2 separate regions of the Homo sapiens genome follow, and region 2 is linked to region 1. Evidence: read pairs that join two places in POLR2A ChIA-PET (ENCODE). Cell type or tissue: Panc1. All regions are shown on one strand. Links, peaks and the distances in the headings refer to the core of each region. The heading gives the core; the rest is flanking DNA. Region 1 overlaps C9orf85 (chromosome 9 open reading frame 85). Region 2 has its middle 65 kb from the start of C9orf57.

What was found. ChIA-PET counts read pairs that join two places held together with the same protein. Peaks named below come from ENCODE experiments on the same cell type or tissue, not always from the same donor. Only the 100,000 strongest peaks of a DNase experiment are listed, where the experiment ranks them.
Region 2: POLR2A ChIA-PET joins it to region 1 with 17 read pairs; 8 of 35 experiments call an interaction of 5 or more read pairs at or near these places.

The regions. Positions count from the first base shown.
Region 1 is chr9:71,918,696-71,931,572 of GRCh38, forward strand. All of the region lies in intron 1 of C9orf85 (chromosome 9 open reading frame 85), which reads left to right. Among named protein-coding and RNA genes, the nearest start is that of C9orf85, 13 kb to the left of the region's middle. RefSeq lists enhancers at 777-1,283, 1,790-2,295, 2,296-2,801, 2,802-3,307. In Panc1, for the core only: no CTCF peak of the experiment used is centred there; no DNase peak of the experiment used is centred there.
Region 2 is chr9:71,988,793-72,001,669 of GRCh38, forward strand. No RefSeq gene overlaps it. Among named protein-coding and RNA genes, the nearest start is that of C9orf57, 65 kb to the right of the region's middle. RefSeq lists an enhancer at 1,119-2,318. In Panc1, for the core only: no CTCF peak of the experiment used is centred there; no DNase peak of the experiment used is centred there; H3K27ac peaks cover 3,358 bases.

The DNA of each region.
Region 1 (12,877 bases), core at 2,695-10,694:
AGATTTAGGCCGTGTGCTCCTTATGAGAATCTAATGCCTGATGATCTGTCACTGTCTCCCATCACCCCCAGATGGGACCGTCTAGTTGCAGGAAAAAAGCTAGGGCTCCCAATGATTCTACATTATGGTTGTATAATTATTTCATTATATATTACAATGTAATAATAATATAAATAAAGTGTACAATAAATGTAATGCACTTGAATCATCCCAAAGCCACCCTGATCCCCCACCCCCACCCTAGTCCATGAAAAAATTGTCTTCCACAAACCCCGTTTCTGGTGCCAAAAAGGTTGGGGACTGCTGCTGTTGAGTAAAGATGATCATTACAAAGTAGATTTTGTATATAAGGTACTGAGCCTGGGTACTGATTTTTTTCTAGTTTCAGATAAAGTTGTAATCCTAATTTCGTGGGTTGTGATGCCTGACACTGTAAAATGAATGAATAGACTTTGCTGTGGGAAAAACCTTTACTGTACTATTTGTCCAGGTAGCTTGGTATCAGTTGTTAGGGTCTTTGTCCTGTCTCCCCATGCCCAGAGATGTTGAGCTTTAAGGAATAGACCCAGATTGGTTCATGTAATCCCTGGTGTGAGGAATTTTAGTGTGAGTGGTGAAGTGCCAGTCATGGGAATAAGTGTTATTTCTCAGCCAATGGGCATCAGCAATTAAGGGTAGCCACTGAGCAAAGCAGTTGGCCAGACATAGAATCTACCATAGATCTGAATTGACCATCTCTGACGTTCTACAGATGATTCTAGTGTTATAGAGGTCACCCTCTTTTATCTTTCTCCAAATTGAGAAATATTCTTTGATATGTTTCCCAGTGCTATTAAATGAGTTTATGTTAAATGTATTCCCTCCTCCATTGATTTGTTTTAAATTTAACATATTTTTTCAAGTGACAAGATAATTTGTGGTGTGCTAGGCATTATGATATACATAATATTATACCTAATAGTGCTAGTGAAGCTCTTTACTTTTCCTTTGTGCCCTTTTCAATGCTTTGAAGAATTGTAATCCGTACTATTGTTTACCTTTTATTTTCTCTTCTCTCTTTCACACAGCATAATTTCATCTATGCTTGGGGATGTTCCATATACTTAGATTCCCAGGTTGCTTCCACTTGAAGCTAATAAAGCATGTTTCTTTTTTCTTTTTTTCTTTTTTTTTTTTTGAGACTGAATCTCTGTCACCAGGCTGGAGTGCAGCGGTGCAATCTCGGCTCACTGCAATCTCCACCTCCTGGGTTCAAGCACTTCTCCTGCCTCAGCCTCCCAAGTAGCTGGGATTACAGGTGCACATCACCACACCCAGCTAATTTTTGTAGTTTTTAGTAGAGACGGGGTTTCACCATGCTGGCCAGGACAGTCTCGATCTCTTGACCTCGTGATCTGCCTGCCTTGGCCTCCCAAAGTGTCAGGATTACAGGTGTAAGCCACCATGCCCAGCCTAAAGCATGTTTCTTAATGTTGAGGCCTGATATAATATAATTTTTTTGTGTGCATTAATCATATATTTTAGGTACTTCATTTTATGTCTAATACATGACAGCTGAAATTAATTTGTCTTGATTTGCTCTACTATGGGGAATAGTACTATACTTACTGTTTTTAGGGAATAGTATTATACTTATTGTTGGATTAATTATGACATTTTATAATTGTATCACCAGTATTTGTTTCTACATAAATTCACGCTTAGAAACAGACTATTCTGCAAATTCTTCATTCAGGTAAATTCATTAATCTAAAAGAAAGTTGTAATTAATATGAATTCACCCCCAAATGGGCCATTTTCCTTTTAGAGAAACACTATAGTAGGGAGGGGCATAGTTAGACACAAAACCTTGGGGTTGAGAGTTACAAGCTGTGGCATTTGTTATTTTAAGCCTCAGGACTCCACACCTGCAAAAATATTACTGTGAGGTCACAGGCAGGTATACAGTGAATCCTGCATGTCCTCAGAACACCCCAGCTGCCAGCTCACTTCAACCTCAATGGCTGGTGCTGTTTTTCACATCTTCACTTTTGTGAAAGGAAGAAATGAAATAAGGAGGGGATAAAGGAATAGCTGACATGCCTAAGATTCTTTTCTTAGATTTTTCTTATCACTCCAGACCAAATAGCACTTAAATATATTGAATGTGTAAAACAAAAAAAAAATTCTAAGCCCCTCAACCAACTTAATGGACCCCCCCTTTCAGCCAAGGGGACCTCAAAGAAACTTAGAAAATTAATTCAGGCCATGATGGGAAGTGGGGAACAGGTCAAGACATGCCTCATCATACCCTTCTCCATTTGGAGTCTAGACACAACTGACCAGCAGTAACATTAAAATAGAGATCTTAAGACTAACAAAATAGACTCTGTAGTAGTAAGATACCAACTTCCAACCTGACTCTAGTGTAGTATCACATGACAGATAGCAGGCCCTGAAGGAAATCAAAGTATTTTTCCGGAAAATATATTTCTTTTGACATATTTAAAATAGCCCTGCAAAGCTGTGTTTTGTGGGGGGAAATTTGCATTCTGTAGAGAATCTCCTTCCCCTTAGGAGAGTCTGACACCTTTTAAGGTCTTTTAAGAGACATTCACTGGCTATTCTCTCTGAAGCCTGCTACCTGGAGGCTTCATCTACATGACAAGAACCTTGACTTCCACAACTCCTTTATCTAAAGGCAAGCATTTCTTTATGCTGTATTCAATTGTTCAGGCAGAGCTGAACTCTTTTAACCAATTGCCAGTCAGGAAATCTTTGAATCCACATATGATCTGGAAGGCTCCCCCACCTCCCTTCCCTACAAGATGTCCTGCCTTTCCAGGCTAAACCAATGTGTACCTTACATACAGTGATTTATGTGTTAGCCTGTAACTTCTGTCTTCCTAAAATGTACAAAACCAAACTGTATCCCAACCAGCCCATCTTGGGTACTTGTTCCCAGGACTTCCTGAGACTGAGTCATGGGCCATGGTCCTTAACCTTTGCCAAATAAACCTCTAAATTGATTGAGACCTGTCTCAAATTCTTTTTGGTTTACAAATGAAGTAAATAAACATTCCTTTTTTTTACTGGTCTGATGTGTGCAAGGCACTGTCCATGAAGGTAATTAGCATTAGGATTCTTTAGTTGCTAACTTAAGCAGAAAGGGAATTTATTGGAAAGATACTGAGCTACTCTCTTGAAACTTCCAAAAGGCATTTATTTGTTTTGGTTGGCTTTTTATTTTTTTTTTATTATTATTATTATTATTATTATTATTTTGAAACAGAGTCTTGCTCTGTCGCCAGGCTAGAGTGTAGTGGCGCAATCTTGGCTCACTGCAACCTCTGCCTCCCGTGTTCAAGCGATTCTCCTACCTCAGCCTCCCGAGTAGCTAGGATTACAGTCGCCCACCACAGCTTCTGGCTAATTTTTGTATTTTTAGTAGAGACACGGTTTCACCATCTTGGCCAGGCTGGTCTCGAACTTCTGACCTCGTGATCCACCTGCCTCAGTCTCCCAAAGTGCTGGGATTACAGGCATGAGCCACCGTGCCTGGCTGGTTGGTGTTTTAATGTCCTAGATTCCCAGATCATTCATTATTACTTTTCCCTATTTGGTTTGTACATACCCTAACCCGATGCAATTTTCCAACCTTTCAATGCTCCCTCCCCTAATGCTTCCACTTTACCTTCTACAATTTATAGTCTGTTGTCATGAAATAGAGACATAGTATTGAATATAAAATGTCTTTCACTTTCTTGCCCTACCTGGCTATTCCTGGGAGCACTGTTTCCCTGTAATCCTCTTAAGTGATGATGTATTTTCACCCCACATCTTTACCACCCCTCTCCCATGTAGAACCATTTCTCCCATTTGCTGTGTTTGTTTCTCCTTACTCAAAAACTGTAGCTCCTCGGAAATACATGCTGTCAGACTACTATACTCTCCAGATGTGTACTAAACTCCTAGTTACACCTTCTCATTAGTACCTGGGCTTGCTACCTTTCCACAGTTCCTGTCATCATACTTAGTAATTGCTACATACACATGGATAATCTGTCCAACATCTGACATCTCATTGCCACCTCAGAAGTCTACCCTCATGGTCAGACCACAGACTTGCTCCTCACTGGTAACTGCTGTACTTACAAAGTTTTTAAAAGACTGGGCCAGGCGTCATGGCTCACGCCTGTAATCCCAGCACTTTGGGAGGCTGAGGCGGGCAGATTACAAGGTCAGGAGTTTGAGACCAGCCTGGCCAACATAGTGAAACTCCATCTCTACTAAAGATACAAAAAAATTAGCTGGGCGTGGTGGTGCACGCCTGTAACCCCACCTACTCGGGAGGCTGGAGTGGGAGAATTGCATGAACCCAGTAGGCAGAGGTTGCAGTGAGCTGAGGTCGCGCCGCTGCACTCCAGCCTGGGCAACAGTGCAAGACTCCGTCTCAAAAAAAGACTGACCACCATCCATCTGGTTTCCATATCCCTCAGATAATATTTATTATCCCCATTGGGTAGTCCTGTCCATTAGCCCTTCTACTTTTTACTGTACTTCATTCATGTCTTGATTTCCCTGCTTTTCTATTTTATTTTTATTTTTTTGAGACAAGAGTCTCTCCCTGTTGCCAGACTGGAGTACAATGGCATGATCTCAAAGCTCACTGCAACTTCCGCCTCCTGGGTTCAAGTGATCCTCCTGCTTCAGCCTCCCAAGTAGCTGGGATTACAGGCATATGCCACCACGCCTGGCTAATTTTATATTTTTAGTAGAGATGGGTTTTCTCCATGTTGGTCAGGTTGCTCTCGAACTCCTGACCTTATGTGATCTGCCCACTTCGGCCTCCCAAAGTACTGGGATTATAGGCATGAGACACGGCGCCCAGCCCTTCCCTGCTTTTCTAGTTTGGAGCCTATGTTTCATCAGTGTAACTGTTCTTTTGCATATACCCCAGCTCCCTTGTCCATCTTTCCCTCTGTGGTACTCAGCTGACAGAACCTCACTCTGCTTAGATTCAGCTTTTTATTAAACCACCACCACATCTATCAAACTACCAATGTCTGTACCCATATATTTTATTTTATTATTACCGTAGATGAAACTATCCCTGAGGCTAGCCGCTCCACAACACCCTGGAGCCCATCTTGCCTACCTAAGGATTTAATGTGTAAATTTCCTTAGATTGTTCATGCTTTCTTGCATCCTCAATCTTTCCATCTCTAATGGGTTATTACAATTCCTATTAAAACACTCCCTAGATAGAACAAATGTTAACCTTTAAGTCGTGGCTTTTGGGGACAGATACAGGTACCCAGATGACCAGGCTCTTTTCAGAAATAGTATTAGTGGATGTGAAAAAGCATTCCAAAAGATCCTCTTAACTGTTTAAATATACAAAGCAACTTCAGATAATCCTTCTTTGGGCTGAAAGAAATCAGTGTGATTTGATTTTCTAACAGTGATTAATTTGGTCCCTGTAGGGTTTTTTGGCTTCTAAAAATATCAAGTGAACTTAGACTTTCCCATAGCTTTGGAGTTGATTTTCTCAACCTTAGTCCTAATTCTTTTCCAATTTATCTGCTTATTCTTGAGGTGGAATGACATTTTTAGAACTTTATGGCAAACATTTTCTTTGATATTTTCTCAGATGTATTTTTAGTTAGAAGAGTTGGAGCTACATTCTAAAATGTTAACGCAAATTGTCCTTTTGTAACTAACTTGTATGACGCATTTTCTGTTTTGCTTTTGTTTTTGCAGAGTCTTATGTCATAAAGAAGTATTTCTTCTTGTAGTTGATGGAGTTATGTATATGTAATAATTTTCAAATGATGGTCCATCAGCAGTAGAATTCAATTACAACTTTACACTAATCAGACCCAGTTTTGGAGGTCAGCTGATATTGTAGGCCATTCCCAGCATCATGGATATGAAATGCCAAGCTAAGCTAGGGATTATTTTAAATGCTTTGTTGTTCTGAGAATATTTATATAGGTTGCTTACATCAGGTGTCTGTCTTGTTTGTTTTTAAATGACTCATGCCACTGAAGTCATCAATTTGAGTAATATATTTGACATCATGGTATATACTTATATATGTGAATGTTCAATATACCATCATTAGTCTTTATCATAAGGCACTATAGTAATAGGATGTCATGTTTCCCATAAACTTGAATGACATAATAATGCTAAATCTGGTTTTCAGTAAAACTAGAATAGTCATGTGTGGTAAGTTGTCATCTATTATTGATATAAAATAGTATTGTGGTTACTTTTACATATGTAACACTGTTGCTTGAATTTAAACGCACCAATACAGAACAATGAGCAGTTCTTTGACTCTCATATGATGATTCAATGTCAGCTAGTCCTTAGTATATTAAAAAAAAATTCCTGGCTTACTGTGGTAGTTAATTCTAATTTTAATGTGTCTCTAGGGACACATTTATTAAGGTCTTTTATTCACTGCCCAGTAAGAAAAGTCAGTCAAATTTAACTGAGGTATTTTTCTAATTCAAAATGGCTGACTGAACATGTACTTAAAATTTTCCTTTTCTTGGCTGGGCACGGTGGCTCAGGCCTGTAATCCCAGCACTCTGGGAGGCCAAGGCGGGTGGATCACTTGAGGTCAGAAGTTCAAGACCAGCCTGATCAACATGGTGAAACCCCGTCCCTACTAAAAATACAAAATTAGCCATGCATGTTGGTACACGCCTATAATCCCAGCTACTTGGGAGGCTGAGGCAGGAGTTTTCTTTTTCCCCAAATCTCAGTAAGAAGAAAAAGAAAGAAAAAAAGAACTATGATACCAAAAAACTGAAGAAGGTTCTGTCGGCAGAAAGCAGCATTAAGGAGAGCAGGACAAAGACAGGTCCCTTCTCTGAAGCTGGAGGAGACGGTGGACTCCGTTGTCCAATCAGACTCTCTTGGGAAAAAATATAGGGAGGCAAAATTCGAAGAAAAGGAACATATAGCTGAAAGAGACTGTTTTAATCAGTCAGTAGCTTCTGATAAAGGCCAGATTATCTATAAGAAATGAACAAGCTGTTTTTTTATATATCTGAATGTAGCGAACTTTGTAACATATACATTGAGCAGTTAAACAAAAAAGCAAAATAAGTTCTACTTTTATTTTAAAAATTAAGATAACTAAAGATATGGAGAGGATTAGATTTATACAACTAAACAGTGTATGAATTTACAACATAATATGGGTGGAAGTTAAGGTTTTTTCAGTAAAACTCTAGAATAATGCCAAGATAGAAGAACAACTTTCTAAAGTGGGGAAATGCCATGAAAGAGAAAGGCAGAGCAGTATACCTGATCCCTGTTGGTCTTAGAGCTTAACAAAGAAACCCTTGTGCTTAGAAGCAAAATGCTTCCTGTGTATACTAAAGCAAAGCCATAGCTCTTAATTTTTAGTCTGTCAACAGAGCCAGGGATTGTATAATTAATATCTGAATTCACTTCCAAAGCAATAGTGATTCCCAATTCTGCTTTAGTAATGCATTCTATAGCTACAGCTCTTTAATCACTAGCAGCACTGTCCATTAGACCTTTCTGTGATAGAAATATGCCCGATAATTGCTATCCATTTTGGTAGCCAGTAACCACATGTCCCTATCGAGCACTTGACATACAACCAGCACAACTGGGGAATTTTAATTTTATTTAATTTTAGTTCAATTTAAATAACCAAATGTGAATACTGGTTACCATATTGGATAATGTAGATTTAGGCCCTCATTTATAAATATGAGCTAAGCAGACTAAACTTTTTAGGAAAATAGAAACCATGAAACGCATGCTAGAAACCCTCCCATGCCCAGTTAAGAGAGGTAATGTAAGTCACAGAAGAGTACTTTTAAAAACCCGAAACCCGAAGTATCCTAAATTATATCCTTAATGATTCAAATAGCTTTCAAAGTCCAAAAACCAGCAAACACTGCTGTTGAAAAAAAAAAAAAAAAAAAGAATCCTGTGACATTGCTTAAAAACTACCACTGTGGTTGTAGAAATGTAAACATCTTAATAGAAAGGCTGAATAGGACAAGGTTAAAGACTAAATTAGTGATTTGGGAGATCAAGCCAATGGGCTTGTCTAAAACCTAGTCAAAAAGGTCAAAGTGATAAAAATTATGAAATAAAATTTGATATTTGGAGGCTCAAGCTAAGAAAGCTGCTCTGTCTAAAGGAAATACAGAGGACATGGAAGGTAAGAAAGAAATGATAAAAAGAAAAAAAAAACTCCAAAGTTAAGGAAAATCTTAAGCCTTCAAGTAGAAGGGTTCTATCAAGTGCTTTCTAGGATTATTGTGGGAAAAAGATGTTACCTAGACATATCATGGTGAGGTTGGTAAACTCCAGTGGTAAAGAGAAATTGCTACCCTCTTTCAGAGGAACAAAAGAGGTTAACTACAAAGCAACTGTAAGTAGGCATCAGACTTCTCATCTATTATCATAAAAAGTAGGGTAAGGTCTACAAAATACTGTAAAGGAGTATTTTGAATTTAGAATTTCTTATAGAGCTAAGCTATGGCTCGCTCATATGTCAGGGCAAAAAATCATCCAGGCTGAAAGTTTGTCAAAAAAAAAAAAAAAAAAAGTATACATTTAGGGGTGTACTCCAGAATATAAAAAGATGCGAGAGAAGAAACTGATGAACCAAGAACTTAGGAAAACTGGGTTAACTTTAAAAATGATTGACAATATGGTAGTGAAATTTAATGCTGTTGTTATATAGAATTATAAAAATAGAAGAGGTAAATCTTTTAGAAGAAAAAAAAGTAAACTCATAGTTCCAGGTTTCAACCAAACCTAGGGATTAAAAATAAATGCAAGCTAACGATCTTGTCTTGTTTGGGTGGTGGAGAAGCCACAAACAAGAAAAATCAGTATTGCCATCAAAATTTTAAAGTCTGAGTGCCTATCATTCTGGCCTTTGTAGTGTTAATAGTCTAGCTGGGAGATAAGACCAGTGTACAAGAAGCAATAGTAAGCAATCTAGTAATATTACTAAGACCTTCTTATGATAAAAAGCTTAAAATTAAAAATAGCTGATAAGTTCTTGAAGTAGATTTTTAGTTCATTAGTAAAGTGATATTTGAACTGTAGTAGTATTTATATAATATAACATTAAAAACACGGGGTTTCTCCTCTCTGTAAAAAACAGTTAACTGGATTACTTTATTTTCTGTCCTTTATCAAGTTACTTGCATTTCATGGCCAGGCACAGTGGCTCATGCCTGTAATCCCAGCACTTTGGGAGGCCAAGGCGGGTGGATCACTTGAGGCTAGGAGTTTGAGACCAGCCTGGCCAACATGATGAAACTCCGACTCTAACTAAAAATACAAAAATTAGTAGAGCATGGTAGCACATTCCTGTGATCCCAGCTACTTGGGAGGCTGAGGCAGGACACTCGCTTGAACCCAGGAGGCGGAGGTTACAGTGAATCAAGATTCTGCCACTGTACTCCAGCCTGGGCAACAGAATGAGGCTCTGTCTCAAAAAAAAAAAAAAAAAAAAAAAAAAAAAGGCAATGGCTTATGTGAATATCTGCACGAGCTGTCAATTAGCCCTGTATCTATATGCCTCCTTCTCAATGCAAATTTTTCTAAAAGCTCACTTTGAAGAAATCAGTTAGTTAATTTCTTATTTTAAACACTATTTTAACTCTAAGAATATATTGCTTGCTGTTCAGATTTATAGAATGCACTGTGAGGAAGGGACTACACATCATGAATCTTCTGAATCTTTGAGATGCTTAGCATAATGCGGAGTACATACTAGCTCATATTTTTTTGGATTGTTCCTGTAGACAATAAAGAGATGGTCATGATACAGACTGTACTTAATTCTAACCTGTGACACATTTTATAGTTTAATATGTTGGAAGGAGTCCTAAACTTGGAGTCAGGGCCACACCAGGAGTAGACTCTTCACATGAATACTGAGTCACTCTTTATATAACTGTGGGTGAGTTATACCAACTCTTTATAAGTTAGAATATCAATAAATAACAGTACCACTTATTTTCCTTCACACAAGGATGATTTGAGAATAAAATGAAAAGAATTATAGGACAAATTCAGATACAGCAAAAGTATGGAAATAAAAGGTAGTATTTTATTACAGGTAATTTGCATTCTTCATTAAGAATATATATTAATTTTATCCCTTAGATTTTTATATTCTTGTCATCAAAATCCTCTTTCTGCTGTTTCTAAGAGTGAGAAAATGCTCTCAACTGAAGTTAGGCAGGTCACATGTGAATACTGAGCTTTAAACCAAATGAATCATGGTACAATCTAATTTCTTCCTGATGTGAGTTGACTCTTGAATTCATTGTTACCATAAATAGGGTATTCTTGTGACATATTAATATGACCAGAGCGAGGCACCTATCTTTGAGGAAGTTAGTTTTAAGATGGTCATTGTCCTCTTACACCTGCCCCAAGTAAATGACTTACGAAGCAGATTTTTTTTAAAGACAAAATCATTTGGTTTGTGGACATTACCAATTATTATGTTTGTAAGACTTAACTCCATACATCCCTATTAGGAAATCTCATTCTTCTTTTTTGTTTAATACATGTTAAACAATAGTCCATCAGTGGTTTGTCTCTTTTAAGATCACTAACTTGGGGCATACCGTACCGGTTGGACAAGATCTCAAATGGTGACTTAACTTTTAATGAGTGCTTATAAAAACATGTGTGTTGCCTCATGACACTATGCAATTGCTGCTTTAGTGGTGCTTTTTGCATTCCAGTTGAATTGTACATAGGTTGGCCCATATTGCTCACCATTTAGTTAGATCTTCATTGTTTAGATCTCAGTATGTTGAAAATCTGGGAACAGCATCATAGAAAACTATATCCTCCTCTCTTAGAACATTGCTTAGCAAAAATTATGTTTTGTTCTCTAAATGAACTTTTCCAACTTCGAAATTTTGTGACTTTTAAATAATGTATAATACTCTAATGTTATTCTAGGAACAAGCCAGCATGTTTGGCCTTATTTACAAAGCAGTTAATATACCAGTGTTAGAATAAGTCAAAACACTGTACCAATGAAAATGTGTGCTCTTCCAAGTAGTATATGTGTTTTATTTTAATATTTAGAAGATCTAAAAAGCTATAGGAACACATGTTCCACTTGTAACTTAATAGCATGCCTTAAACTTAAAGATATCTTTTTATGGATTCTGCCTCTGCTGCTTCTGATTAATTTTGTGACCTCAAGCAAATCTCTTAATTCTTTGAGCCTTAGGTTTCTCATCTGCAAAACGAGGATAATTATACCTACTCGTAGCCACAAGAATGTTGTAAAAATAGCAGGGAGAATTTTTATACAGAATTAGACATGTGGTTTGTAGATTTATGGTAGCAGTCTTTTGAATAAAAATTATTTAGTTTGCTATTATTTTTATAATAAAAACCAAAAGATTTATTTTATAATAAACTTTGTAGATAAATAATTCTTCCCTAAGAATGCTTTTGTCTGGACACCTGACCAAAGTACAGCCATGTTCCATGCACATAAAATCACTCAGACTTGAGTAAGCAGAAGAACATTGACCAGAAACATAAACAACCAAGCAGGGAGCTAAATGATAAGGATACTAGAAGATCTGAGAAGATAGAAACTCATGCATATAGCTATATTTCCTTTAATTTTCATGTGGATATTCTCTGTTGGAAGATAATGTTCCAGGTTCTCTATTCCCTGTTTTTCCCCAAAATACTTATTACTCTCCCGTTAATTATGATTTGCCACTTTCTGTATATGATGATGAAGGTATGGCTATGTGGACAGTAAAGACAGAAACAGGCCAGGCATGTTGGCTCACACCTGTAATCCCAACACTTTGGGAGACTGAGGTGGGAGGATTGCTTGAGCCCCAGGGGTTGGAGGCCAGCCTGGGCAACATAGTGACATAGTGAGACTCTGTCTCTACCAAAAAAAAAAAAAAATAGCCAGGCATGGTGGCACATGCCTGTGGTCCCAGCTACTAGGGAGGCTGAAGTGAAAGGATCACTTGAGCCTGGGAGGTGGAGGCTACAGTGAGCCGTGATCCCACCACTGCACTCTATCTGGGTGACAGAGCAAGACCCTGTCTCAAAAAAAAAAAAAAAAAAAAAAAAGACACAAACAAAGGTTGAGAATCACTGATCTAGAAATTACCCACATTTCTTAGCATGTTCCTAATTTTAGATTCACTAGCACATTTGGTCTGACCTTTGAACTTATAACTAAGGCAGAGGTAATTCAGTGGGAAGAGTGAGGAAGAAGGAATAGTCTCCCAACCTTCGAGGTGTTTAGATTTGGCTTAAATTTCAGGAATAGGAATAAAGGCCAGAAACTACTGATGTAAACTTTATTTTTTCTGACCATGGAGGAAGTCAATCCAGAAAACAGCTGATTTCTGTACAGTGCAGTACCCATGTCAATCCATGTCTGAATTAAGGGACTTTAGTCATACAGAGTGAGAATCTGGGAAAAATTACATCTGGGGGTGATGCCTTTTGATACGTGATTTTGGAAAAGCTTCTTAAATGATAGCTCTTCTGGATTCCTGACTTATGCCTCTACCATATCTTTTCCTGTCAGTTCAGAGATTATTCTGGAGACTGTTTCTGCGTATGCTAGACTAATATATCAGATATCTGAAACAGTCTCCAGAATGTTTAGTCTGTAACTAAACAGTGTTTAGTCTGTAAACACTGTATGTTTCAAAGCTTTCTTTAAGTCACTTGTTTGGAGCTCAGAATTCATCACCCCAAAGAATCAGTGCTCTCAATGGTGAAATTAAAAATCAGTCTAAGATTTAGTTTCCAAAAGAAAGGCAGTATGGAATAGTGGGGCAAATGATGAAATTTGGAGTCAGAG
Region 2 (12,877 bases), core at 3,291-11,290, 71 kb after region 1:
TAACCTCTGCTACTTGAGTTCAAGCAATTCTCTTTCCTCAGCCTCCCAAGTAGCTGGGATTACAGGCGCCTGCCACCATGCCTGGCAAATTTTTGTATCTTTAGTAGAGATAGGGTTTCACCATCTTAGCCAGGCTGGTCTTGAACTCCTGACGTCGTGATCCACCTGTCTCGGCCTCCCAAAATGCTGGGATTACAGGTGTGAGCCACCGCATCTAGCCTCTGTGGGATCTTGACTGACATAGAAATTGCTACTACAGGTGGCCCCAGGAGAAAGACACTCAGATTGGGAATCTTGGTTTGGATAGTGCATTTACTTACTTGCCAGTGGTAAATGCGACACAGATAACCCCTGTCATAGGGCAGCATCATGGTTATTCACATTATCACTGTGTGGGCATGAGATGAAGAGCAGGAAGAGGGCAAGGCATTGGAAGATCAAGTACTGTGGCACTGACATTATGGTGATTAGTAATGATTATATAGACCATGGGACCACCTGGCTTCTTTTGACAGTGCTAGAAAGTATATGAAGAATAAAGGAAAAATGAAACTGTGAGTTTGCAGTTGAGATTGTAAGTGGATAATCAGAAAGCCTGGGTGGCAGCTTTTGAAGGATGAAGTGGCAGCTTTTGAAGGATGAAGTGTCTCCTATACTCACAGAGCAGATGACACCGTGGGCCACGTCCAGTTCCTAATGCTGAGCATTATAACAACATTTAATTGGGTTGCACACCAACTTCACTAGGCCTTTTCTGCCAAGGTGAGGGCACTGGTAGAGGAGTGGAGCTTAAAACAGGGGCTGGATCAATGTGGGTAAAGCAGAATTTTGAAACTCCAGACTCCCTTGGACTTCCCTAGCTATGCGAGGGAGCTCTGCCTCCACTATTTGAGAGAAGCAGTTCTTACCTACATAAAAATTTTTCAATACCTGCACCTGGGGCAGTTGTCACACAAGCTGAGGCCAGTGCCCCTCAGGACCTCCCTCCACCCAACACCTGCCCCTCATTACTACTAGGCCTTTACTGAAAGGAATTGCTAGTCCTGAAGTGAGTAGTGATAGCCTGTACACAGAAAGAAGTTTAGATCGGGATTGTACGAAACTGTATTGTCAGGAGCCTAGGGAGCCCTTAAGGGGTAGTGAATCCTAAGGATCTTAGACCAAGGAGAAAAAATACATGGCTTTATTGAGCCACACTCACAGAGATGGGTTGGGATTTAATGTATTGCATGGGCCACCCAAGAGTGACATTAATGATCTGCTAATTGAGCTTGAACTCATGGCCTTGGTTAATTGAGCTTGAACTCATGGCCTGGAGCCTTGAAACTCAGTGTGGTCTGTGGATCGGCAGCAGTGGCATCACCTGGGAGCTGAATGGAATCCTAGAATCTCAGAATCCACCCCAGACCTACTGAAGCAAAACTCTGTATTTTACAAGCCTCGCAGGTGATTTGTGTGCATATTAAAGGTTGAGAAAAACTTCTCTAGGCCTCTGATATAATGAGGTTGAAATATCGAACAGTGGCTTCCACACTGTGTTCCCAAACAACAGGGTTGGCATCATCTGGGAACTCAGAAATGCAAATTCTCAGACCCCACCCAAGACCTCCCGAATCAGAGTTATGGGGTAGGGGGCAGGAATCTGTGTTTTCACAAGCTTTCCAGGGGATTCTGATGCACAATCTTGTTTGAGTCAGTTTCATGACCTGCTTATGGCCTATAGTTAATTAGGTCAAAATGTTGGAACTTCCCTGGCATACCAAAGAGCAGTGCTTCTCTATTACAAACAACTACTCAGCCACCCTCTCATCTGCTTGTCACCAAAGCCGCAGGAAGTGCATCAGTGGGAAGATACCAGCCTGCTTGAAAAGGTGATGACTCTCCTTGAGAGGCCAGAGATAACCTTGGGGGAAATTGCAAAAGGACTGGGTTTTCTGATCTCATGGGACTATGGGATCCCAGAGGCCTGAGGCCAAATGGCAGCATTTAACTGTCAAAGACAGTTGAGTACACCAGCTACAGTAAGCCACAGAGACAGAGGTAATTAGAGATTTTTGGCCCACAGGCATCTGTGGCAATAACTAAATGATTATAGGATCTCTTGAAATGAAATCTGTGGTCACTACTGAAGTTCTTCTTGATATATACAGGTGAAAAAATTGGGGCTATACTGGGAAAACCTCAAATCTACATAATGGGAAATCTTGGCCTCTTAGGTCCCAGATCTTAGCCAAAGCCCCTCAACAGAGGGAAAGGGTGGATCCTTTGAGGACGGATGCTATAGTAGAGGCATAGCTGTTTATCATGAATGATCCATCTCCTCTTCCCTGGAAGAACTTACTGCCATTTACTTAAGAAACTATACATAGAGCAAAGAGAAATAACACACCCTCTCAGGAGTTACTAGATACTTACTCTGAACTGACATTTATCCTAGGAGACCTGAAAAATGCCAGTGGGGTCCACCATTCAGATAACTGGTGGAGTCTGGGCCCAGGTTCATCTTACGGTTGGTCCAGTAGGACCTTGGATCCACATTGTGGTTATTTCCCAGCCTTAAAATATACAGTGGGGCTACATATACTTAGTAACAGGCAGATGCCCATATTTGTTACCTATTTATGGAGCGAGAGTTACTATGGTAGAAAGGGCCAAGTGAAGACCCTGGAACCGCACCACCACCCTCCTTCATGATGGTAAGCTGAAAGCAATTCCCCATCCTTAGGGGAGTTGCAGAGGTTGGTGCCACCATTGAACACTTAAAAGATGCAGTGCTTTGATCCTTATCACATGCTCATTCAACTTACCTGTTTGGCCAGTGTAAGAGTCAGACAGGTAATGGAAAATGATTGTGTATCACTGCAAACTTAAACAGATGGTGATGGCAAAAATAACAATGATCTGGATGTAGTATCTTTACTGGAACAAATCAATACGGCCCTAGTGTCCATTTACAGTCGTTGACCTGTCATATTCCTTTCTCCCCCATTTCCATAATTAACAAAAATCAGAAGAAGTTCGTATTTTCAAGGCAGGGCAACATTATACCTTTACTTAGTTGTCTCCAGGCCACATGAACTCTCCTGGTCTCTGTTATAAAACAGTCCAAAGGGCCTGTAATCAACTTGATACCCTACATCGTGTCACTCTCATCTTTTACAATGATGACATAATGCTAACTGGAACTGGGGAACAGAAAGTAGCAAGTATCCTAGAAGTCTTAGTAAGTCACATTCATGCCAGAGGATAGGAGATAGAGTCCATGAACATTCAGGAGCCTGCTGTATGTGTAATGTTTTGAGGGGTGCAATAGCCTGGGGTAAGTCTCTCACTTTCTAAGAGTGAGAAGTAACTTGCCCTGCTTTGCACTGATCACAAGGGGGCACAACATTTTTGGGGCTTCTTTAGATTTTGGAGGCAACAAGCCACATTTGTGCATACTACTTGAACCCATCACCTAGGAAGCTGCGAAGCTGACAGTTTGGAGTGGGATAGAGAGCACGAAAGGGTTCTGAGGCAGATCCAGGCTGTGGTACCAGCTGTCTTGTCACTTGAGCCTTCTGACCCCACAGATTCAATGATACTCAAAATACCTTTGACCAACAGAGGTGTCTTATGGAGCCTCTGGCAATCCTCAATAGGAAACTTATGACCTGCTGGTGATTATTATCGTTGGAAGGTGGCTCTGGCTTGCTCCTGCACCCTGGTAGAGCCTGAAAGCCTTATCATGGGCTGCCCTATGTTTGTATGACCCAGACTACCTACCATGCATGGGAATATCCACTGAACCATAAAGCTGTTTACATGTGCAGCAGCATTCCATTTGTTAAAGCAAACTAAATACGGCCTGAGAAGGACTCCGTACTTCTATATTTGAGTCCTTGTGGATGAACTGTAACCTAGCTTAATAGTCAGACAAAATTGAAAACCTAACTTAAGAGTATGCGCCTGTAACAATAACTGAGTCTTGGCCAATTCCAGCAGCCATACTTCAACCACTCATAGACTGCTAAGTGTTCAAACTGTGTTCAAATAAGGCAAACACCAACCTGTAACCAATCCAGCTATTTCTGTACCTCACTGCTGATTTCTGTATGTCATTTCCCTTTTTTTGTCTATAAATCTTCTTCCACCATGTGGCTGCACTGAAGTCTCTGTGAATCTGCTGTGATTCTGGGGGTTGCCCGATTCGCCAGTTGTTCATTGCTCAATTGAACTTCTTTAAATTGAATTTGGCTGAAATTTTTCTTTTATTACATTTCACATGGAAGTGGGATACATGCAATCAACCTGCTTGTGCAGTTTACTTGGCTCCCGAACCTACATGAGTGAAGCAAACTGCACAAGCAAGAGGCCTGGCCTCCTGCATTGCCTGGTCCTCTGCTTCACTGCCCTCCCTCACCTCATACACATGGCCCCAGGGGAAGATTTCTGTGACCACTTGATGGAGGAAAATGGGTCTAGTTTACTGACAGGTCTTCCAGGTATGCTGGCTTCTGTAGCATAGATTCATTCAGGGATAGCCGTGAAAAACCATAGCAAACGGAAATCCTCCCAATGGGCAGAACTTTGAATGGTACTTCCGATTGTCCACTTTGTGTGAAAGAAGAGATGGCTCAGATCTCGAATGATTTATAAACAGTAGGAAGCAGATATTCCAGATTGTTAGGGACTTGGAGAAAACAATTGAGGAAAATTGGTGTCATGAAGGCTTGGGAGAAAAGCATGAGAAGGGATATTTCAGAACAGATGGTGGACAAGATAACCTGTCCCGTGGATGTCAGGTAATCTCTTTCTCCAGTCACTCTAGTGTTTTCTCAATGAGCCTATGCACAAAGTGGCCATAGTGGCAGGAATAGAGCCAGTGATGAACTCAGAGATGTAGACTTCCCCTCATTTTGTCACCATCACTGCTGAGTGCCCCACCTGCCCACAGCAAAGGCCAAATCTGAGCCTCTGATATGATACCATTCCCAGGGCCAGCAGCCAGCCATCGGGTGATACATTGATTACATTGGGATTCTTTCATTATGGAGGGAATAGTGGTTTGTCCCCCACAAGATCTGACACATATTCTGAATAGTGATTTCTCTTCCTTGCTTCCAGCACTTCTATCAGAATCACTGTCTTTGGACTTGGAGAATTCCTGATTTGTAGCCACCATACTTACACAACATTGTCTCTAATCAAGGGACTCATGTTGTGGCAAGGAAAGTAAATCAGTTTGCGGCCGGGCGCGGTGGCTCACGCCTGTAATCCCAGCACTTTGGGAGGCCGAGGCGAGCGGATCACGAGGTCAGGAGATCGAGGCCATCCTGGCTAACACGGTGAAACCCCGTCTCTACTAAAAAATACAAAAAAGTAGCCGGGCTTGGCGGCAGGCGCCTGTAGTCCCCGGGGGGCTGAGGCAGGAGAATGGCGTGAACCCGGGAGGCGGAGCTTGCAGTGAGCCTAGATCGCGCCATCACACTCCAGCCTGGGCGACAGAGCGAGACTCCATCTCAAAAAAAAAAAAGAAAGAAATCTGTTTGCACTCATGGAATTCATTGATTTAACATGTGCCCCATTACCTAGAATAACGTGGCTTGATAAACGGTAGAATGTCTAGACTACTGTAGATTCAATCAATGGAACCAACTCTGTAAGTTTGGGTTGCTGTCTTTTTTTTTTTTTTTTTTTTTTTTGAGACATAGTCTCACTCTGTCACCCAGACTGGAGCACAGTTGTGCAATCTCGACTCACTGCAACCTCTGCCTCCCGGGTTCAAGCGATTCTCCTGCCTCAGCCTCCCAAGTAGCTGGGACTACAAGCATGTGCCACCACGCCCAGCTAGTTTTTTGTATTTTTAGTAGAGACAGGGTTTCACCATGTTAGCCAGGATGGTCTGAATCTCCTGACCTCAGGTGATCCTCCGCCTTGGCCTCCCAAAGTGCTGGGATTACAGGCGTGAGCCACCATGCCCGTCCTGGGTTGCTGTCTTACCAGTATATGCTTTAAATCATCAGTGAACGTTAAGAGGCCCTTTTCCCCAGAGCCAGAATGCATAGGAAACAAGAGGTGGATGTGGGAGTACCTTCTCACAGCTGTACCGAACAGCCCTTTTAAGATTTTGCTTCCTTTCCCCACTATCCTGAGTTCAAAGGATTTGAAGATGCTAGAACCTGTAGAAGTTTCTCCACCAGGAAATATGGTGATGATTCCAATTACTTGGTAGCCCTGACCATTTTAGGCTTCTCATGCCTCTGAGCAAACAGGCAGAGAAGAGAGCTATCCTACTGGCCAGAGTGACTGATCCTGATACCAGAAGAAATTAGGTTGTTACTTCACAATAAAGGAAAAGAGAACCACAGCTGGAATGCAGAGGATTCACGGGGGCATCTCTTTAGTTCTCGCTTACCTAATAGTCTTACTCAGTAGAAAACATGGCCATCCAATAAAACAAGACCACTAAGAACTCAGACTCACCAGGAATCAATGATAGAGCTACCCCACAAGATAAAGAATCCCAACCAGCTGAGTTCTGACAGAAAACACGAAACAGGTGACAGAGGAAAACAGAGACTGGGCACGGTAGCTCACGCCTGTAATCTCAGCACTTTGGGAGGCTGAGGCAGGTGGATCACTTGAGCCCAGGAGTTTAACACCAGTCTGGGCAACATGGTAAAACTTGAGCCCAGGAGTTTAAGACCAGTCTGGGCAACACGGTATTTTTCTCTATGAAAAATACCAAAAAATTAGCCGGGCGTGGTGGCGTGCTTCTGTGGCCGCAGCTACTCAGGGGGCTGGGGAGGGAAGATCCCTTGAGTCTGGGACGTCAAGGCTGCAGTGAACTATGTTCGCACCACTGTACTCTAGCCTGGGCAACAGGAGTGAGACCCTGCCTTGAAAAAAAAAAAAAAAAAGACTGAATTGACATCGCCAGAAGATGATACAATTACTGGTGAGCCTTTGCATATCTCTTATGTCGGGGACATGAATTTTTCACTTGGAGGACAGGAGTGGATGCTTAAGGGAAGAGAGGAGAGATTGTAATGAAAGTTTCCTTTTGGCCTTGCAGATACACACTGTCCCCTTCTCCTCCAGTGCTATTCCCAAAGAGGTTGACATTTAGGGGCCACAGCAACCCGCCTTCTATGATTTCTGATTTCCTGTGGGTTTGGTCTTTGGGAAGCATCCACAGGGAACTGGAGGAAGGAGAGGTTAGAGGATTTACTCCCTTGTCTCCCTGCATTAAAGGTGGCTGCAGGCTGGTAGTGTCCCTCAACTGAAGCCCCTCTCCACACAATTGTCTAAGTTTCTGGGTTCTAGTAATCACTAGAAACCACTCTTTCCCTCTCTCCTTTAGGCCTAGGCAGGACTAGTCTTGGGGTATTGTCCTATCTCTTATGAGTTCCCTGTACCCTATACTGACCTTCTAAATTGTGTATTTACTTAAATTTTTCAAATTACCCAATTTGAGTGGGCCATCTGCTTGTCAGATTCCTTATAGACACCTTATGTGGACATTTGTGTAAAACATGAAAGTCATTAATTTTTTTTTTTTTGAGACGGAGTCTTGCTCTGTCACCCAGGCTGGAGTGCAGTGGCGCGATCTCGGGTCACTGCAAGCTCCGCCTCCCAGGTTCATGCAATTCTCCCACCTCAGCCTCCTGAGTAGCTGGGACTACAGGCGCCCGCCACCACACCCGGCTAATTTTTTGTATTTTTGTAATAGAGACGGGGTTTCACTGTGTTAGCCAGGATGATCTCAATCTCCTGACCTCGTGATCTGCCCACCCTGGCCTCCCAAAGTGCTGGGATTACAGGCGTGAGCCACCGCGCCCAGCGAAAGTCATTAAATTTTTAAAAGCAAATGAGGGCTGGGTGCAGTGGCTCATGCCTGTAATTCCAGCAGTTTGGGAGAGTGAGGCAGGTGGATCACTTGAGCCCAGAAGTTCAAGACTGGCCTGGGCAATATAGTGAGACCCCTCTCTACAAAAAATACAAAAAAAAAAAAACAACTAGCCAGGTGTGGTGGTGTACCCAGCTACTCAGGAGTCTGAGGTGGGAGGATTGCTTGAGCCTGAGAGGCAGAGGTTGTATGGAGCAGTGATTCCAGCCTGGGCAGCAAAGCAAGACCCTGTCTCAAAAAAAAAAAAAAAAAAAAAAAAAAAAAAGGCTGGGGCGCAGTGGCTCACACCTGTAATATCAGCACTTTGAGAGGCTGAGGTGGGTGGATCACCCAAGGTCAGGAGTTTGAGACCAGCCTGGCCGACATGGTGAAACCCCGTCTCTAATAAAAATGCAAAAATTAGCTGGGCATGGTGGCATGCCCTTATTATCCTAGCTACTCAAGAGGCTGAGGTGACAGAATTACTTGAACCCAGGAGGCAGAGGCCGCAGTGAGCCAAGATCGCACCACTGCACTCCAGCCTGGGTGACAGAGTGAGACCCCCTCTCAAAAAAAAAAAAGTAGTTAATAAGCCTAGCTTTCTCTCCTTATCTTTTCTTCTATCAATCAGACCAGGGCTTAGAGGGAATCATAGCTCAGGGGGTATGGTACTTAGGTTCAGAAGTCCTAAAGTTGCAGCTTGGGGCTTAGGAGTCTCAGGCTTAGAAATTCTATTTTAAAATCTGTTAAAAAATCAATTAATACGAGCACTAATTCAGCTACCGGTAACCACTTGCCTTTCGCTGGTGTGTCAGTTGCAGGGCAATATTTCTAGGAGAAATGTATCTTGTGTTCAAAGTAACCGACCCATGAACCTTGCAATATATTAATACATATAAACACACATACATATATTAAATATCCTAGCATGGCTAAAACTAAAAAGACTGACCATGTCAAGTGTTGGCAATAATGAGTAGTTACTAAATGTTCATACGTTGCTCATGGGGATGTAAAATAGGACAACCACTTTGGAAAACACTTTGAAAAGTTAAACATTCAATTATCTGGGTGTGGTGGTGGGCGCCTGTAGTCCCAGCTACTCCAGAGGCTGAGGCAGGAGAATGGCGTGAACCCGGGAGGCGGAGATTGCAGTGAGCCAAGATCACGCCACTGCACTCCAGCCTGGGCGATAGCAAGACTCCGTCTCAAAAAAAAAAAAAAAAAAAAAAAAAAAGTTAAACATTCATCTACCATATAGTCCAGTCATTCTACTCCTAGTCATTTCCTCAAGATAAATGAAAGCATATGTCCACCCAAAGTTGTTCATGACAATTTTATTTACAAAAGTTCAAAGCCGAGGGGTGGGGAAAGCTAAATGTCTATACATAGATGAATGGATAAACAGATTGTAGTATTTTCATGCAGTAGAATACTACTCAGGAATAAAAAGGAATAAATGATTTTTTTTTTTTTTTGAGACAGAGTCTTACTCTGTCACCCAGGCATGAGCGCAGTGGCACCATCTTGGCTCACTGTAACCTCATCTCCCAGGCTCAACTGATTCTCCTGCCTCTGCCTTATGACTAGCTGGGATTACAAGTGCACGCCACCATGCCCAGCTAATTTTTGTATTTTTAGTACCGATGGGGTTTCACCATGTTGCCCAGGCTAGTCTCCAACTCCTGACCTCAATTGATCTGCCTGCCTCAGCCTCTCAAAGTGTTGGGATTATAGGCATGGGCTACCGTGCCTGGCCAGAACAAACTATTAATGTATACAGCATGATGAATAAATGAATCTCAAATTAATTATGCTAAATGAAAGATGTGATAAACAAGAGTATATACTGTATGATTTCATTTATATACAATTTTTGAAAATGCAAACTAGCCAATAGTGACAGAAAGCAGATCAGTGCTTATCCAGGGAAGGAGGCATGGGGAGTGGGAGGATTGAGAGAGGCATTATAAAGGAACACAAAGAAACTTTTGAGGGTGATAGGTATATCTAGTATCTTGATTGTGGCAATAGTTTCATATCTCTCAGCATTTGCTTGTAAAGGATTTTATGTCTTCTTCACTTATGAAGCTTAGTTTGGCTGGATATGAAATTCTGGGTTGAAAATTCTTTTCTTTAAGAATGTTGAATATTGGCCCCCACTCTCTTCTGGCTTGTAGGGTTTCTGCCAAGAGATCCACTGTTAGTCTGATGGGCTTCCCTTTGTGGGTAACTCAACCTTTCTCTCTGGCTGCCCTTAGCATTTTTTCCTTCATTTCAACCTTGGTGAATCTGACAATTATGTGTCTTAGGGTTGCTCTTCTCGAGGAGTATCTTTGTGGTGTTCTCTGTATTTCCTGAATTTGAATGTTGGCCTGCCTTGCTAGGTTGGGGAAGTTCTCCTGGATAATATCCTGAAGAGTGTTTTCCAGCTGGTTCCATTCTGCCCATCACTTTCAGGTATACCAATCAAATGTAGATTTGGTCTTTTCACACAGTCCCATATTTCTTGGAGTCTTTGTTCATTTCCTTTTACTCTTTTTCCTCTAAACTTCTTGCTTCATTTCATTCATTTGATCTTCAATCACTGATACCCTTTCTTCCAGTTGATCGAATCAGCTACTGAGGCTTGTGCATGCGTCACATAGTTCTCGTGCCGTGGTTTTCAGCTCCATCAGGTCATTTAAGGTCTTCTCTATACTGTTTATTCTAGTTAGCCATTCGTCTAATCTTTTTTCGAGGTTTTTAGCTTCCTTGCAATGGGTTCAAACGTCCTCCTTTAGCTGGGAGAAGTTTGTTATTACCAATTTTCTGAAGCCTACTTCTGTCAACTCATCAAAGTCATTCTCCATCCTGCTTTGTTCCGTTGCTGGCGAGGAGCTGCCATCCTTTGGAGGAGAAGGGGTGCTCTGGTTTTTAGAATTTTCAGCTTTTCTGCTCTGGTTTCTCCCCATCTTTGTGATTTTTATCTACCTTTGGTCTTTGATGATGGTGACCTACAGATGGGGTTTTGGTGTGGATGCCCTTTATGTTGCTGTTGATGCTATTCCTTTCTGTTTGTTAGTTTTCTTTCTAACAGTCAGGTCCCTCAGCTGCAGGTCTGTTGGAGTTTGCTGGAGGTCCACTCCAGACCCTGTCTGCCTGGGTTTCACCAGCGGAGGCTGCAGAACAGCAAATATTGCTGCTTGATCCTTCGTCTGGAAGCTTCATCTCAGAGGGGCACCCAGCTGTATGAGGTGTCTGTCAGCCCCTACTGAGAGGTGTCTCCAAGTTAGGTTACACGGGGGTCAGGGACCCACTTGAGGAGGCTGGCTGGCTGTTCTCCGAGCTCAAACACTGTGCTGGGAGAACCACTGCTGTCTTCAGAGCTGTCAGACAGGGACGTTGAAGTCTGCAGAAGTTTCTGCTGCCTTTTGTTCAGCTATGCCCTGCCCCCAGAGGTGGAGTCTACAGAGGCAGGTGGGTCTCCTTGAGCTGAGGTGGGCTCCATCCAGTTTGAGCTTCCCAGCTGCTTTGTTTACCTACTCAATCCTCAGCAATGGCGGACACCCCTCCCCCAGCCAGGCGTGCTGCCTCACAGTGTGATCTCGGACTAGCAGTGAGCAAGGTTCCGTGGGCATGGGACCCACTGATCCAGGCATGGGATATAATCTTCTGGTGTGCCGTTTGCTAAGACCATTGGAAAAGAGCAGTGTTTAGGTGGCAGTGTCCCGATTTTACTGGTACAGTCTGTCACAGCTTCCCTTGGCTAGGAAAAGGAAATCCCCCAACCCCTTGCACTTCCTGGGTGAGGCTATGCCCTGCCCTGCTTTGGCTCACCCTCCATGGGCCGCACCCACTTTCCGACCAGTCCCAATGAGATGAACCAGATACCTCAGTTGGAAATGCAGAAATCACCCCTCTTCTGCATCGATCACGCTGGGAGCTGCAGACCGGAGCTGTTCCTATTTGGTCATCTTGGAACAGACCCAAATTATATCTTTAAATAGGTGCAATCTATAGTATGTCAATTATCCTTCAATAAAGCTGTTTATTTATATTTATTTTATTTTATTTTATTTTATTTTATTTATGTATTTTTCTTCAAATGGATTCTCACTCTGTCACCCAGGCTGGAGTGCAGTGGCGCAATCCCGGCTCACTGCAACCTGCACCTCCTGAATTCAAGCAATTGTCCTTCCTCAGCCTCCCTAGTAGCTGGGATTACAGGCACCTGCCACCACGCCCAGCTAATTTTTGTATTTTAGTAGAGACAGGGTTTCACCATGTTGGCCAGGCTGGTCTAGAACTCCTGACCTCAAGCAATCCCCCTTCCTTGGCCTCCCAAAGTGCTGAGATTACAGGCATGAGTCACCACACCCGGCCCTATATTTATTTATATTTTTAACCCAATCCAGGAAAAGATTGCCTGGGCTTGATTAAACACATAGTATAGGAGTTGCAGCAGAGAAATAGATCACTGAAAGCTTGCACCCTTAGGAAGCAGTGACAAGGGAAAGGAAGAAATTTGTTTATGTGCCAGATACTTTACTAGGGTTTTTTGCTTTGTACTCTGTCTCAGTGGTCCCCAACTTTTTGGTATGAGGGGTTTTTCCACGTATTGGGTTAAGGGGTGGGCAGGTGGGGGAAGGGGATGCAGAAGGAGGATGGTTTCCAGATGAAACTCTTTCACCTCAGATCATCAGGCATTAGATTTTCATAAGGAGTGTGCAACCTACATCCCTCGCATGTGCAGTTCACAATAGTGTTCACACACCTATGAGAACCTAGTGCTGCCACTGATAGGACAAGAGGCAGAGCTCAGGTGGCAATGCTCACTCACCTTCTGCTGTGCAGCCAGGTTCCTAACAGGCCACAGACCACTACCAGTCTGTAGCTCAGGGATTGGTTGGGGACCCTGCTTTATCTCAGGTAATCCTCATGACAATCCTAACAGAAGGGTACTATTATCCTGAAAATAGAAATGAGAAATTTAAAAATGAGAAAACTTTAGTTCAGAGAGGAAAA